2 separate regions of the Homo sapiens genome follow, and region 1 is linked to region 2. A link is a contact called in ENCODE Hi-C or POLR2A ChIA-PET data. All regions are on one chromosome and are shown on one strand. The core of a region is the stretch at or near the end of the contact, and the rest is flanking DNA. Distances in the headings are between cores, read along the strand shown.

What was found. A loop is a pair of places that touch in the nucleus more often than their neighbours do. ChIA-PET counts read pairs that join two places held with the same protein, here RNA polymerase II (POLR2A). Pooled maps may share reads with other maps.
Region 1: a loop to region 2 is called in a pooled map, with 3 times the contacts of the local background. The contact joins two enhancer-like sites. A Hi-C loop is called at or near these places in 2 of 50 pooled maps. POLR2A ChIA-PET finds 5 or more read pairs at or near these places in 4 of 52 experiments (GM12878, T-cell, WTC11 and 1 more).

Annotation. Positions count from the first base shown.
Region 1 is chr7:5,214,501-5,220,725 of GRCh38, reverse strand. WIPI2 (WD repeat domain, phosphoinositide interacting 2) reads right to left here. Exons shown (of 13, transcript NM_015610.4): 4 at 6,022-6,191; 5 at 4,067-4,163; 6 at 3,539-3,636; 7 at 2,712-2,804. Among named protein-coding and RNA genes, the nearest start is that of WIPI2, 27 kb to the right of the region's middle. RefSeq lists enhancers at 1,568-2,277, 2,288-2,367, 1,226-2,425. Within about 2 kb of position 1,250, at least 9 of the 41 ENCODE cell types and tissues checked have a DNase peak (open chromatin) inside an H3K27ac peak, as active enhancers do.
Region 2 is chr7:5,364,352-5,371,203 of GRCh38, reverse strand. TNRC18 (trinucleotide repeat containing 18) reads left to right here. Exons shown (of 30, transcript NM_001080495.3): 11 at 1-829. Among named protein-coding and RNA genes, the nearest start is that of TNRC18-AS1, 51 kb to the left of the region's middle. Within about 2 kb of position 5,048, at least 3 of the 41 ENCODE cell types and tissues checked have a DNase peak (open chromatin) inside an H3K27ac peak, as active enhancers do.

The sequences.
Region 1 (6,225 bases), core at 1-2,500, 150 kb after region 2:
GACAGGAGAAACACTAGAGTCCAGGAGTTCAAGACCAGCCTGGGCAACATAACAAGACCCCACCTCTACAAAAAACAAAAAAATCAGCTAAGCCTGATGATTCGTTCCTGTTGTCCCAGGAGTGGAAGCTGCAGTGAGCCATGATCATGCCACTGCACTATCTCTGTGTTTGTAAATAGTAAAAAGTGGCTGGGCGTGGTGGCTCACTCCTGTAATCCCAGCACTTTGGGAGGCCAAGGCGGGTGGATCACGAGGTCAGGAGTTCACGACCAGCCTGGCCAACGTGGTTAAACCCCATCTACTCAAAATACAAAAATTAGCTGGGTGTGGTGGCGCGCGCTTGTAATCTCAGCTACTCAGGAGGCTGCGGCAGGAGAACTGCTTGAACCTGGGAGGCAGAGGTTGTGGTGAGCTGAGATCATACCACACTGCACTCCAGCCTGGGGGACAGAACAAGACTCCGTTTCAAAAAAAAAAAAAAAGCAAAAAGCAGCAGATGACCTAAGTGTAGAACACCAAGGAACTGTTTACATAAATTATGGTAAACTCATACAATGGGATAGTATACAGCTATTAGAAATCAGAATATAGGCCAGGCACAGTGGCTCACTCCTGTAATTCTAGCACTTTGGGAGGCTGAGGTTTGTAGATCGCTTGAGCTCAGGAGTTTGAAACCAGCCTGGCCAACAGGGTGAAACCCCATCTCTACAAAAAGTACAACAATTAGCCGGGCGTGGTGGCAGGTGCCTGTAGTCCCAGCTACTTGGGAGGCTGAAGTAGGAAGATCACTTAAGCCTGGGAGATGGAGGTTGCATAGAGCAGAGATTGTGCCACTGCACTCCAGCCTGGGTGACAGAGCAAGCATGACCCTGTCTCAAAAAAAAAAAAAACTGGTACTTGAGAACACTTGGTTCTCTCTGGATGGAGGGACACAAACTGAGCTTGTAACATTGAGAATTAGAGAATGAACTATTTTCTGCATCCATATACAAAAATAACCACGGCAAAGGTTTTGTCCTCTGCAGCCTAAACTTTCAGATGAGACATAATTTTGTGGCGCACGTCTACCGTGCAATACTAATTAATTAAGAGTTGTTTTGTTGCCACATGACCGCAAGATTCTTGAAAGCAGGATTAAGTCACAGGCCTCAGGGGGCCTCAGCACCTGGGACAGAGCGGGGCTGGGAAGGCCTTGCTGCTCTCACTCCACAGATGAGAGCATTCCATGTACAAGCAATCAAGGTTCCTCTTTATAGTCCAGAAAAAAAAAAATCTATTTTTATGGGCCTTAAAATTCCATCAAGTACTTTTGGGCCTTTATAAGAGCTACTAAAGAAACATTAACAGTGAGACTTTGATTAGTCAAAGGGTAACAGAATTTCAGGGCCATTTCAAAGGGAAAAGAAAAGGACAAGGTGCTATTGGGATAGTCTAGCATAATTAGAATCAAAGTCAGACTTGGAGTCTGACCCCTCTGTTGCTGCCCAGTTGGGCGGCCCCGGGCACACCGCTTAACCTTTCTGAGCCCTTGCTATGAAACAGAGAACTGTTTACCTTGCTGAGGGGAAACAAATGAGGTAATGAAGATAAAAGATCCAGGATAATTCACGACCCAGAAGTGACCCATAAGCGGTGACATCATTATTACAGAACTCGGGTGTGAGACTGAAGAACAAAGGCCCAGGCAGGAAAGCTAAGGAAGTGAGCCGACGTTTTATTGTATCTTCTCTGGTCAATAGTTTGAGGGGAGAGATGGCTTGAAAGGGGAGGCTATTTTAGGATTTCAATGAGAAGCAAAATCATATCCAAATCAAAGTAAAGGTCATCGGTGGCCAATGAAGAGCGGAGAAAACGGAGGCGGGAGAACAGACGCGACCTCAAGACAGAAGAATGGAAGACGCAACTTTCAAGAAAAGAGGAACTGAAACGAAAAGAGAGGCACAGTCCAAATGAGGAAGAGAACAAGGAGCCTTCAGTCTCCTGGGGGCCAGGGAGCCTCGCCACGCGGTCACAGGTACACGGGGACATTTAGAGGCCATCTCCTTTAAAGCCAGACATTCTTCTTACTGGAATCTCTTGAATTCATAGTTAGAAATACATATAAAACATTGATACATGACTTAAATACACTACTACCTACGGCAGCAACATATTAGAAACAAAGTCCCAAAAGGGTGATGTTGACATGAATCACAACTAAATACTGCGCGGCCATTACAAGTGTTTTTGAACTTAGACAAATGTCATGCAGAGTGAAAAAGGATAAATTATACCCATAGTAGGATCCCAATTTTGTTGACTAAAGAGAAAATGAAATACACTGAAATGTGTTCAGACTGGCTGGATAGAATTCTGTCTTTGCTTTTTCACATTTCATCACTGTCTGGGTTCTTTACTGTTATGTGGTAGTTTCATCATTTAGAAACACACTGGGTGAGCGGTGTGGTTACACACGGCACTTCTGTCTCCTCTGGACATTTCTGTATTTTCTACTACAAATGTGGACCAGCTCTCCCGTCCCAGTGGCACACTGCAAGCTCCGCTCACTCTCGGGCAGTACACGCCTGTGGCCTGACAAGTGGGTGGCTGTCTTTGCTTCTCCCGGAGCTGGTAAGTATAGGACCTTGCCTCTAAGGTGGCTGTGTGAACAGAACTGAAAAAGTCTGTGGACGCCTTGGCACCAGTGCTCCCCCGGGGAAAAGCAGACTCACCTTCTCCGAAGCCGTGGCAAGTTTAGTTCCACTTGCGTCAAAGGCCAGTGCCGCTAAAGGACTGTCGTGAGCCGGAATCATGTTTGCAGCTCTCTGAAAAAGGGACACCAATAAAGAGTGGCCACCGCACAGTGACCGCCCACGCCCCAGGGCTGACACTTGGTCCGCAAGTGCCAATTAGCTGTTCCTAAAACACCATTACGGTCCAAACAAATGCCAAACCCACTTGATTTACTGGGGCTGGGCATCCAAGGAAATGCTGCTCCAACTTTAGAAAAAGCAAAGCAATTTATCCCTAAGGTTTTCTATGTTCCTTCAAACATTCCCGTGGCGAGGAGCTCAGCACTGCTCTGAACGCCGCAGCAGATCCAGAAGCAGAATGAGCCAGACCTACTCTGCTACTGAGAAGAGAGCAGTGGGGCTGGGCGCGGGGCACCCGCCTGTAGTCCCAGCACTTTAGGGGGCCGAGGCGGGAGGATGGCTTAAGGCCAGGAGTTTGAGGCCAGCCTGGGCAACCCAGCAAGACTCCATCTCTACAAAAATAAAAAATTAGCTGGGTGTGGTGTTGCATGACTGTAACTCCTCGGGAGGCTGAGGCAGGAGGATCAATTGAGCCCAGGAGGTTGAGGCTGCAGTGAGCTAGGACTGCACCACTGCACTCCAGCATGGGCGACAGAGCCAGACCCTGTCTCAAAAACAAACAAACAAACAAAAAAGTGCAGCGGTTGTATTGCTGAGCCAAGTCAGGATGCCAGGGACACCACAGTGCTCCTCTTCAGGAAAAAGCCACACTTTAGAGAGCTATTCGAGCAGGAAAGGCATCTCACCAAATTAATGGTATCGAAGACCTGCACCTCTCCGATGGTCGCGCTCCCTGGGTACGCCAAGTAGCAGTTGTCGTTGTTGATTGACAGCGCACACAGGCCTGCAAATGACACACGGAGGACGAGATGCAAACTTCCACCTGAGAGTTCCTTCTTGGATGTCAGACATAATTCAGCATTCATTTAACAGAGCATTAGGAACAAATAATAGCTTGGATACAATCTTGTTTGCTGTGTTAGGAAAGTTCTGCAACCCCAAATCCCCACCTTAGGTGATACCAGTATTGTCAAGAGATTAAAGGCCTTTGGTTTGAACTGATCAGTAACCTCAAACTTGAAAGTTGATCAAACCAATGAGCTTATGTGGTCACATGACCAGCATCAGTAGGAAGGCAGCTTGGTTTGGGATCAATACTTTTAAAATCTGTCTCATCTGCGGAACCTATAAAAAGAAAAAATCTCTCTCACCTATAGCTATCTTTCAAGGGCAAAATCAGAAAAATGGGATTCTCTCCTCACAAGTTAGCTCACCTGCAGGGTTTGGAGGCGTCTCCCTGATCGTATGCAGCACCTTCATGTCCCGAATGTTGTGGATGTACAGGGACTCCTCCAGGCATACTATCAGCCTCTAGGCGAGAGACAAAACGAAACCAAACGTGAAGCAACGGCCAGTGCAATACCTGCCCCAATCTCCAGTTGACTGACTCCTGGACTATGACGCTCTCATTCCTTCTATTGTTATTGTATTTTATTTTTTTGGAGTCAGTGTCTCGCTGTGTCACCCGGGCTGGAGTGCAGTGGTGTGATCTCGGCTCACTGCAACCTCTGCCTTCCGGGTTCAAGTGATTTTCCTGCCTCAGCCTCCCAAGTAGCTGGAATTACAGGTGACTGCCACCAGGCCTGGCTAATTTTTGTATTTTTAGTAGAGATGGGGTTTCACCATGTTGGCCAGGCTGGTCTTGGACTCCTGACCTCAGGTGATCCACCCCTGCGTTGGCTTCACAATCTTAGTTCCTTCTAGAACACCATGCAGACCAATGTTAGAAGCGCCAAGGATACAGCTGCTTTCCATCAACAATCAAGAAGGAGCCAGGCCGGATGCACCTCTCCCTCATACTCACCCCATCTCTACTGGGAATTCTAACCAGGCCATTTAGTTTAGTGTTAGGCAAATGCTAACCTACAGCTAAGACAAGTGTGCTGTGAATAGATTTGGAAAGATTTGCTTTTTAAAACTGATGCTGAGTGCAGCACAGGTAAAATGAAAATAAGGGGGTTTTAAAAGGTCTAACATTTTATTGTGCACTCAGATTACTTTGCAAGTTCCTGCTCCATTTGGAAGAAAATGAATGTAGACATGCAGACGATGCATCGCTGAGACAACTTATGCAAGAAAGATGACCAGCTCTACATTAGTTGGACGTGAACACAATTTTTAAATGCTCAAGATATGATGTCTTATAATTTCCCATTCTAACCAACTATGTCAGTTAACAGACCACTTCCTAGTTTCAACTGCGTAAGGCAAGAACGTCTCTACTGTGACTTCACCTAGTCACTGTATCTCAGGGTGCAGCTACTGGCTGTCATCATGTCCACTCTACAGCCAGCAGCCTAATCAGCTTTCCCTGCAGGGAGTGCGGGCAGAATCAGATTGCCAGGGGTCTCCCGGGTGGTGCTGTTACCCTGGGCGTGAGCACAAGCTGGGAGACACACACACGTGCGTGAAACACGCACACATGCCACCCACCACGTCCTTCCTCTGTGCCAGACAGTCTTATTAGTTTAGGGGGAGATAAAGTAATAAATCCTTCATCTTGAATTCAAAGTTAAACTAACAATTTACAAAAGGAAAAAAAAGTCTGTAAGTTTTTTTTTTGAGACGAAGTCTCACTCTTGTTGCCCAAGCTGGAGTGCAATGACATGACCTTGGCTCACTGCAACTTCCGACTCCCGGGTTCAAGCGATTTTCCTGCCTCAGCCTCCCGAGTAGCCGGGATTACAGGTGCCTGCCACCATGCCCGGCTAATTTTTGTATTTTTAGTAGAGACGGGGTTTCATCATGTTGGCCAGGCTGATCTCAAATTCCTGACCTCAGGCAATCTGCCCGCCTCGGCCTCCCAAAGTGTGGGGATTACAGGCGTGAGCCACTGTGCTCGGCCAAATATATTTTTTTTAAGTAACATTTATAAAAGCAAAACCAGGTAATAGGTGAAAGAGACTGCCATCCACCCTCTGGGTGGGGCCGGGGACGCCTGTATGGGAGCAGTGTGGCAGAGGCCCGGGCATTTGTCGTGAATGGAATGGGCTGAGCAAAGCTGGTGGGTGAGGAAACAGAGCTGGTCTCTGTAGGCAAGGATCTGTGCCCGGCAACGTGGGGCCAGGCAGCAAGGGAATGACGGAGGGGCATGCCGGTGGGGTGGGCTTGTCCCAGAGTGCTGGAGGGAGCAACAGACAAGCCCACACCCAGCTGGGGCAGCGCTCACCTGCCTGTTGAGCTTCACAGCCAGAATCGTGTTGGAGTAGCTGTAGTTGCAGATCTCAGTTCCCTTCTTAAAGTGGCAAACCTTTAGCTTCCTTGGTGCTTTAAGGCTGACGATGGCCACTAGGCTGCTGGAGAACAATCTCTCTACAATGCACACATCTTCCGTATCGGCTGAAATCACAAAGGGAAGTACATGCGTGAACAT
Region 2 (6,852 bases), core at 3,799-6,298:
AAGCCCATCCGCTTGTCCCCCTCCAAGATCACAGAGCCGCTGCGGGAGGGCCCGGAGGAAGAACCGCTGGCTGAGCGGGAGGTGAAGGCAGAGGTGGAGGACATGGACGAGGGCCCCACAGAGCTGCCGCCTCTGGAGTCGCCGCTGCCACTGCCCGCCGCGGAAGCCATGGCTACCCCCAGCCCTGCAGGGGGTTGTGGAGGTGGCCTGTTGGAGGCCCAGGCGCTGAGTGCCACCGGGCAGAGCTGCGCAGAGCCCTCTGAGTGTCCAGACTTTGTGGAGGGGCCTGAACCACGGGTGGATTCCCCGGGCCGGACAGAACCCTGCACCGCCGCCCTGGACCTGGGGGTGCAGCTGACACCCGAGACACTGGTGGAGGCCAAGGAGGAGCCGGTGGAGGTGCCTGTGGCGGTGCCCGTGGTGGAGGCAGTGCCCGAGGAAGGCCTGGCGCAGGTGGCACCGAGCGAGTCCCAGCCCACCCTAGAAATGTCAGACTGTGACGTGCCCGCCGGGGAGGGACAGTGCCCGAGCCTGGAGCCCCAAGAGGCCGTGCCTGTACTCGGCAGCACCTGCTTCCTGGAAGAGGCAAGCTCTGACCAGTTCCTGCCCAGTCTGGAGGACCCACTGGCTGGCATGAACGCCCTGGCGGCAGCTGCGGAGCTGCCCCAGGCCAGGCCTCTGCCCTCCCCGGGTGCTGCTGGAGCCCAGGCCTTGGAGAAGCTGGAAGCAGCCGAGAGCCTTGTCTTGGAGCAGAGCTTCCTGCATGGCATCACCCTGCTAAGTGAGATCGCAGAGCTGGAGCTGGAGAGGAGGAGCCAAGAGATGGGAGGTGAGAGTGCGCGACCTCTGAGTTCTGCAGATTCGTGAGTTTTAGTTTTGTGGTGATGGGGTCTTGCTGTGTTGCCCAGGCTGGAGTGCAGTGGCACAATCTTAGCTCACTGCAGCCTCAAACTCCTGGGCTCAAGTGATCTTCCCTCCCCAGCCTCCCCAGTAGCTTGGGCTACAGGCGTCCACCACCATGCCCAGCTAACTTTTTAAAAAGTTCTTTTTTTTAGAGATGGGGTCTTGCTCTGTTGCCCAGTCTGGTCTCAAACTCCTGGACTCAAGTGATTTTGCCCACCTTGACCTCCCAAAGTGCTGGGATTATAGGTGTGAGTCGCTCGCTGTGCCCGGCCTCTTAAACATTTTTTTATAAGATTTTTAAATTATGAAAAACCCGGAATATGGTTTATTCATATTAATTTTTTAAAAAATTGTGGTTAAGATACACATAACAAAATGTTCCATCTCGAGCATTTTTAAGCGTCCTGTTGAGTGAGTGGCATGTTAAGTGTGTTTGCACTGTGCAGCCAGTCTGTAGGTTTCCTGGTGGTGAAATTTCTCATTCTATTGATGGTGTGTTTTAGCAGGATTTCTTGGGTTGCAAGGAACAGAAACTCTCATTTAAATTGGTTTAGGCAGGAGAGAATTAATTGGCTCTTGGAACTGAAGTCCGGCAGTAATTAGGTAATTTCAGGTATGGCTGGATCTAGGTGTTCAAGCCAAGAAACCAAGTCTTTCTTTTCCTACACAGGCCCTTCCCTAGTCTCTCTCTCTCTGTGTCCCCGTCTCCTTCCCTCCTTCCCTCCTTCCCTCTTGCTGTTCGACTTTTCTCTCTGTTGGCCTCATTCAAGGCCGACTTACTGTCCTCACTGGGGTGGGGGGTGGTCTGTCAGTTCCTCCCAGGTCCCTGGGCCTGCTCAGCAGCCTTCCGAAAGAGGCCACCTCTTTCTTGCTAGCTTTGGCAAAAACACTGAGATTCATTCTCAAGGGCTGACTGCGGTTCATGCTTTGTTGTTGTTGTTTTTCTTTTTTTGAGCCATAGTCTCCCTCTATCACCCAGGCTGGTGTGCAGTGGTGTCATCTCGGCTCACTGCAGCCTCCGCCCTCCCGGGTTCAAGTGATTCTCCTACTTCAGCCTCCCAGGTAGCTGGGATTACAGGCATGTGCCACCATGCCTGGCTAATTGTTGTATTTTTAGTAGAGATGGGGTTTTGCCATGTTGGCCAGGCTGGTCTCGAACTCCCGACCTCAAGTGACCCGCCTGCCTTGGCCTCCCAAAGTGCTGGGATTACAGGTGTGAGCCACCGCTCCCAGCCTCGGTTCATGCTTTTTGCGGGCATCAAACTGAGTTCTGGGACATGGGCTGCGCTGATCATTACCTGTCCTTTGATCTGGGATGTGTTGCCTCTGGGGTGTAGGGAAGGGGGAGGGTAGTTCTCAAAGAGAATGGGATGCCTTCAGCAGAAAGGGCACTGAATGCTGGGCCAGACACAGAATGACTGATGTTCAGCATGGAAAACTGGGCCTAGAACTGGTTTGGAGGAAGGGCCGGGGCAACACCCGTTGAAGAGATGATATCCCTGCCAGTGTTTTAGTATATTTCCTCTAGAACACACATACACATATTTACTTCTCAAATTAAGATCTTTTTGTAAATAGTGTTCTGTAACCTGCCCTGCCCTTTTCACTTAAATTTTTTTTTTTTTTTTTTTTTTTTGAGACAGAGTCTCACTCTGTCACCCAGGCTGGAGTGCAGTGGTGCCATCTCGGCTCACTGCAACTTCCGCCTCCCAGGTTCAAGCGATTTTTCCTGCCTCAGCCTCCTGAGTACCTGGGATTACAGGCACGCACCACCATGCCTGGCTATCTTTTTGTATTTTTAGTGGAGATGGGGTTTCACCATGTTGGCCAGGCTGGTCTCGTACTCCTGACCTCAAGTGATCCACCCGCCTTGGCCACCCAAAGTGCTGGGATTACAGGCGTGAGCCACCGCGCCCGGACACTTTACTTAAAATGTTCTTTATTAAACATTTTTCAAAGCTGTGGGTTTTTTAATTTTTTTTTTTTTTTTACAAAAAGTAGAGATGGGGTTTCGCCATGTTGGCCAGGCTGGTCGCGAACTCTTGAACTCAAGTGATTTTCCCACCTTGGACTCCCAAATTGCTGGGATTACAAGCGTGAGCACCCGGCTTAAAGCTGTGGTTTTTAAAAAATCATTGTTTTAGGGACTGCCCAACTTTCTGCCTGGTGGTGGCCCTGGCCCTTGATGACCCAGTCTTAGATGGTCAGGCATTTTCGTCTGCTTTAAAACAAAGTTGTTTTTTTTTTTTCTCCGTTGCAAATAACATGATGGTTATCCTTGAAGAAAAAAAAACTTTGTCCGTATCTCTGATTTGCCTGGGATTGTATGCCCAGAGGTAGAACTGTTGGGTCCAAACAAGGCCACATTTTTCAAGGCTTTGTGACTGTCATGGTCAGATGGCCCTCAAGGAAGCCTGGAGAAGCCACGCTGCCATTGGCCTGTGTGAGCAACGCCCCCCTCCCCACTGGGAGGCACTTGTCCTAAAGTTCATTGCTGCTTTTCTCTCACGAAAATAGTTCAATAGAAACTTTTTTTTTTTTTTGGGTAGAAGAAAATCAAAATTCCCTTGGTTGGCCAGGCACGGTGGCACACGCCTGTAATCCCAGCATTTTGGGAGGCCGAGGCGGGCAGATCATCTGAGGTCAGGAGTTCGAGACCAGCCTGGCCAACATGGTGAAACCCCATCTCTACTAAAAATACAAAAATTAGCTGGGCGTGGTGGCGGGCACCTGTAATCCCAGCTACTCGGGAGGCTGAGGCAGGAAAATCACTTGAACCTGGGAGGCGGAGGTTGCAGTGAGCCGAGATGGTACCACTGCCCTCCAGCCTGGGCAACAAGAGTGGAACTCCATCTCAAAAAAAAAACAAAAAACAAAAAACATTCCCTTGGTCTTCCCACCTGGTACTGGTTTTGTTTTTGTTTTTAATTATTTCTGGGACAGAATCTCCCTCTGTTGCCCAGGCTGGAGTGCAGTGGTGTGATCTCCGCTCACTGCAAGCTCTGCCTCCTGGGTTCAGGTGATTCTCCTGCCTCAGCTTCCCAAGTAGCTGGGATTACAGGCACATGCTACCACATCCAGCTAATTTTTGTATTTTTAGTAGAGACGGGGTTTCCCCATGTTGGCCATGCTGGTCTTGAACTCCTGGCCTCAAGTGATCCGCCCGCCTCAGCCTCCCAAAGTGCTGGGATTACAAGTGTAAGTCACTGCACCCAGCCCAGAATTCTCCACCCTATTAGGACACCAGCCTTACGGAATGAAGGCCCACTGTCATGACTTGAACTTGACCACCTCTGCAAACGCCCTGTCTCCCACAGAGGTCACCTAATGAGGTTACTAGGGGTTAGGATTCTCGCATATTAAATTAGTGGGGACACGACTGAACCCATCACCACTGGCCTAGAGGTCACTTGGGCGTCCCTTGCCTGATCAGTTAAGAGCTTAGGGATAATAGGTTTGTGGGAGGGTGAAGGAGGTGACAGAGTTGTACCTTGGTCCCCTCTTGGAGAACAGAACAGCCCTCCATCCTTACCTGACATTGTAGACTCTTAAGTCTCGCAGGACCTCGAGGCGGGGGTATGGGGTGGGTGAGATGGTTTCAATCTAACATCAACCTTTGGGAGCTGATCAGGTTTGCGGCTTTGTGGCCTCAGTTTCCCTAAAGATATAAGAAGAGCGGCCAGCCGCGGTGGCTCACGCCTGGAATCCCAGCACTTTGGGAGGCCAAGGCAGGCGGATCACTTGAGGTCAGGAATTTGAGACCAGCCTGGCCAACATGGGGAAACCCCATCTCTACTAAAAATAAAAAAATTAGCTGGGTGTGGTGACACATACCTGTAGTCCCAGCTACTCAGGGGACTGAGGCAGAATTGCTTGAATCCAGGAGGCGAAGGTTGCATGAGCCAAGATTGGTCACTGCACTCCAGCCTGGGCGACAGAGTGAGATTCTGTCTCACAAAAAAAAAAAAAAAAAAAAAAAAAAGATATAAGAAGAGCAAAACAAGCATTCTCAACTAGGGATGATTTTGTCCCCCCAGGGGACATTGGCAACCACATTTTTGGTTGTCACAGCTTGGGGGGAGCACTACTGCCATCTAGTGGGTAAAGGCAGGGACTCAGCAAGACACCCTACAGTGAAGGCAGAGGACAAGCCCCCAGCAGAGATGCGAATGAATAGTGAAATGTGAATAGTGCCAAGGAAGAGAAGCTCCCCCTCAGCAGCATCATTAGTCATGTCTGTCTCTGGAACTTTGCACACTGCCAATAGAGAATATGGTTTTCGGCTCACCGCAGTCTCCGCCTCCCAGGTTCAAGCGACTCTCCTGCCTCAGCCTCCTGAGTAGCTGGCATTATAGGCATGCGCCACCAGGCCCGGCTAGTTTTTTGTATTTTTAGTAGAGATAGGGTTTCTCCATGTTGGTCAGGCTGGTCTCGAACTCCTGACCTCAGGTGATCCGCCCGCCTCGGCCTCCCAAAATGCTGGGATTACAGACGTGAGCCACCACACCCAGCCAAAAATTGGTATTTTAGATCACAAAGAAAATGTCAGCCGGGCATGGTGGCTCACGTCTGCAATCCCAGTACTTTGGGAGGCTGCGGCAGAAGGACTGCTTGTGCCCAGGAGTTTAAGACCCGCCCGGGCAACATGGCGAGACCCCATGTGCATTAAAAAAATGAAATGTCAATTGAAAAATTATAATAGAACTCATTTAAATTTGGTAGAGACTAAAGCAAGATCTCTGTGGTTGGAGCACCCTTCCTGGAGGGTAGGGGGAGTATTTATCAGAGAACTGCACACACCTGGTCATATTCATCACACTGGTGAGGCTCTTCCTGTCACACGTGTCCCAGCTATGTGCCCATGTGCTCCTATTACAAAAAGATAGGAGGCCGGACACGGTGGCTCACGCCTGTAATCTCAGCACTTTGGGAGGCTGAGGCGGGAGGATCACTTGAGCCCAGGAGTTCAAGACCAGCCTGGGAAACATAGCAAGACCCCATCTCTACAAAAAAATACAAAAACTAGCTGGGTGTGACGGCATGTGCCTGTGGTCCCAGCTACTCAGGAGGCTGAGGCAGGGTGATTGCTTGAGCCTGGCAGCTTGAGGCTGTGGTGACGTGTGATGGTGAACTCCAGCCAGGGTGGGGGACAGAGTGAGACCCTATCTTGAAAAGACAGGAAACAATCTAAATGCCATCAATGGGAGATGACTTAGATGAATCAAAACTCATCAATTCAAGAGTGTTCTAGGCTGCCCTTCCGCCCCCGCCCCCCCACATGATTCTGCGTAGGCTCCTTTGCACGTTTGGCCATTTAAAATTGCTGGCATTCTAGTGTTTTTGACCTTTAGAGATGGCAGTTTTTATAAGGTCCAAGCTCATAATGAGGAGGTAGATGTTTGCTTTGTGCTAATATGAGAAAAGACATTAAGCAGAAAAAAAGCAAAATGTGATACAGTATGTACTGATTGAGATCTTTTTTTTTTTTTTTTTTTTCCTGAGACAGCCTCCCTCTGTTGCCCAGGCTGGGGTACAGTGGGGCTATCATGCCTCCCCGCAACCTCTGCCTCCTGGGTTCAAGCGATTCTGGTGCCTCAGCCTCCCAAGTAGCTGGGATTACAGGTGGTCACCACCATGCCCAGCTAATTTCTGTATTTTTAGTAGAGAGGGGGTTTTACCATGTTGGCTAGGCTGGTTTCAGACTCCTGGCCTCAAGCCATCCACCCGCCTCGGCCTCCCAAAGTGCTGGGATTACAGGCATGAGCCACCGTGCCCAGCCTGAGATCGTGTGTGTGTGTGTGTGTGTGTGTGTGTGTGTGTGTGTGTGTGTGTGTGTGTTTTCTTTGAGACAGGCTCGCTCTGTTGCCCAGGCTGGAGTGCAGTGGTGTGATCATGGCTTACTGCAGTCTCAACTTCCTGGGTTCAAGTGATCTTCTTGCCTCAGCCTCC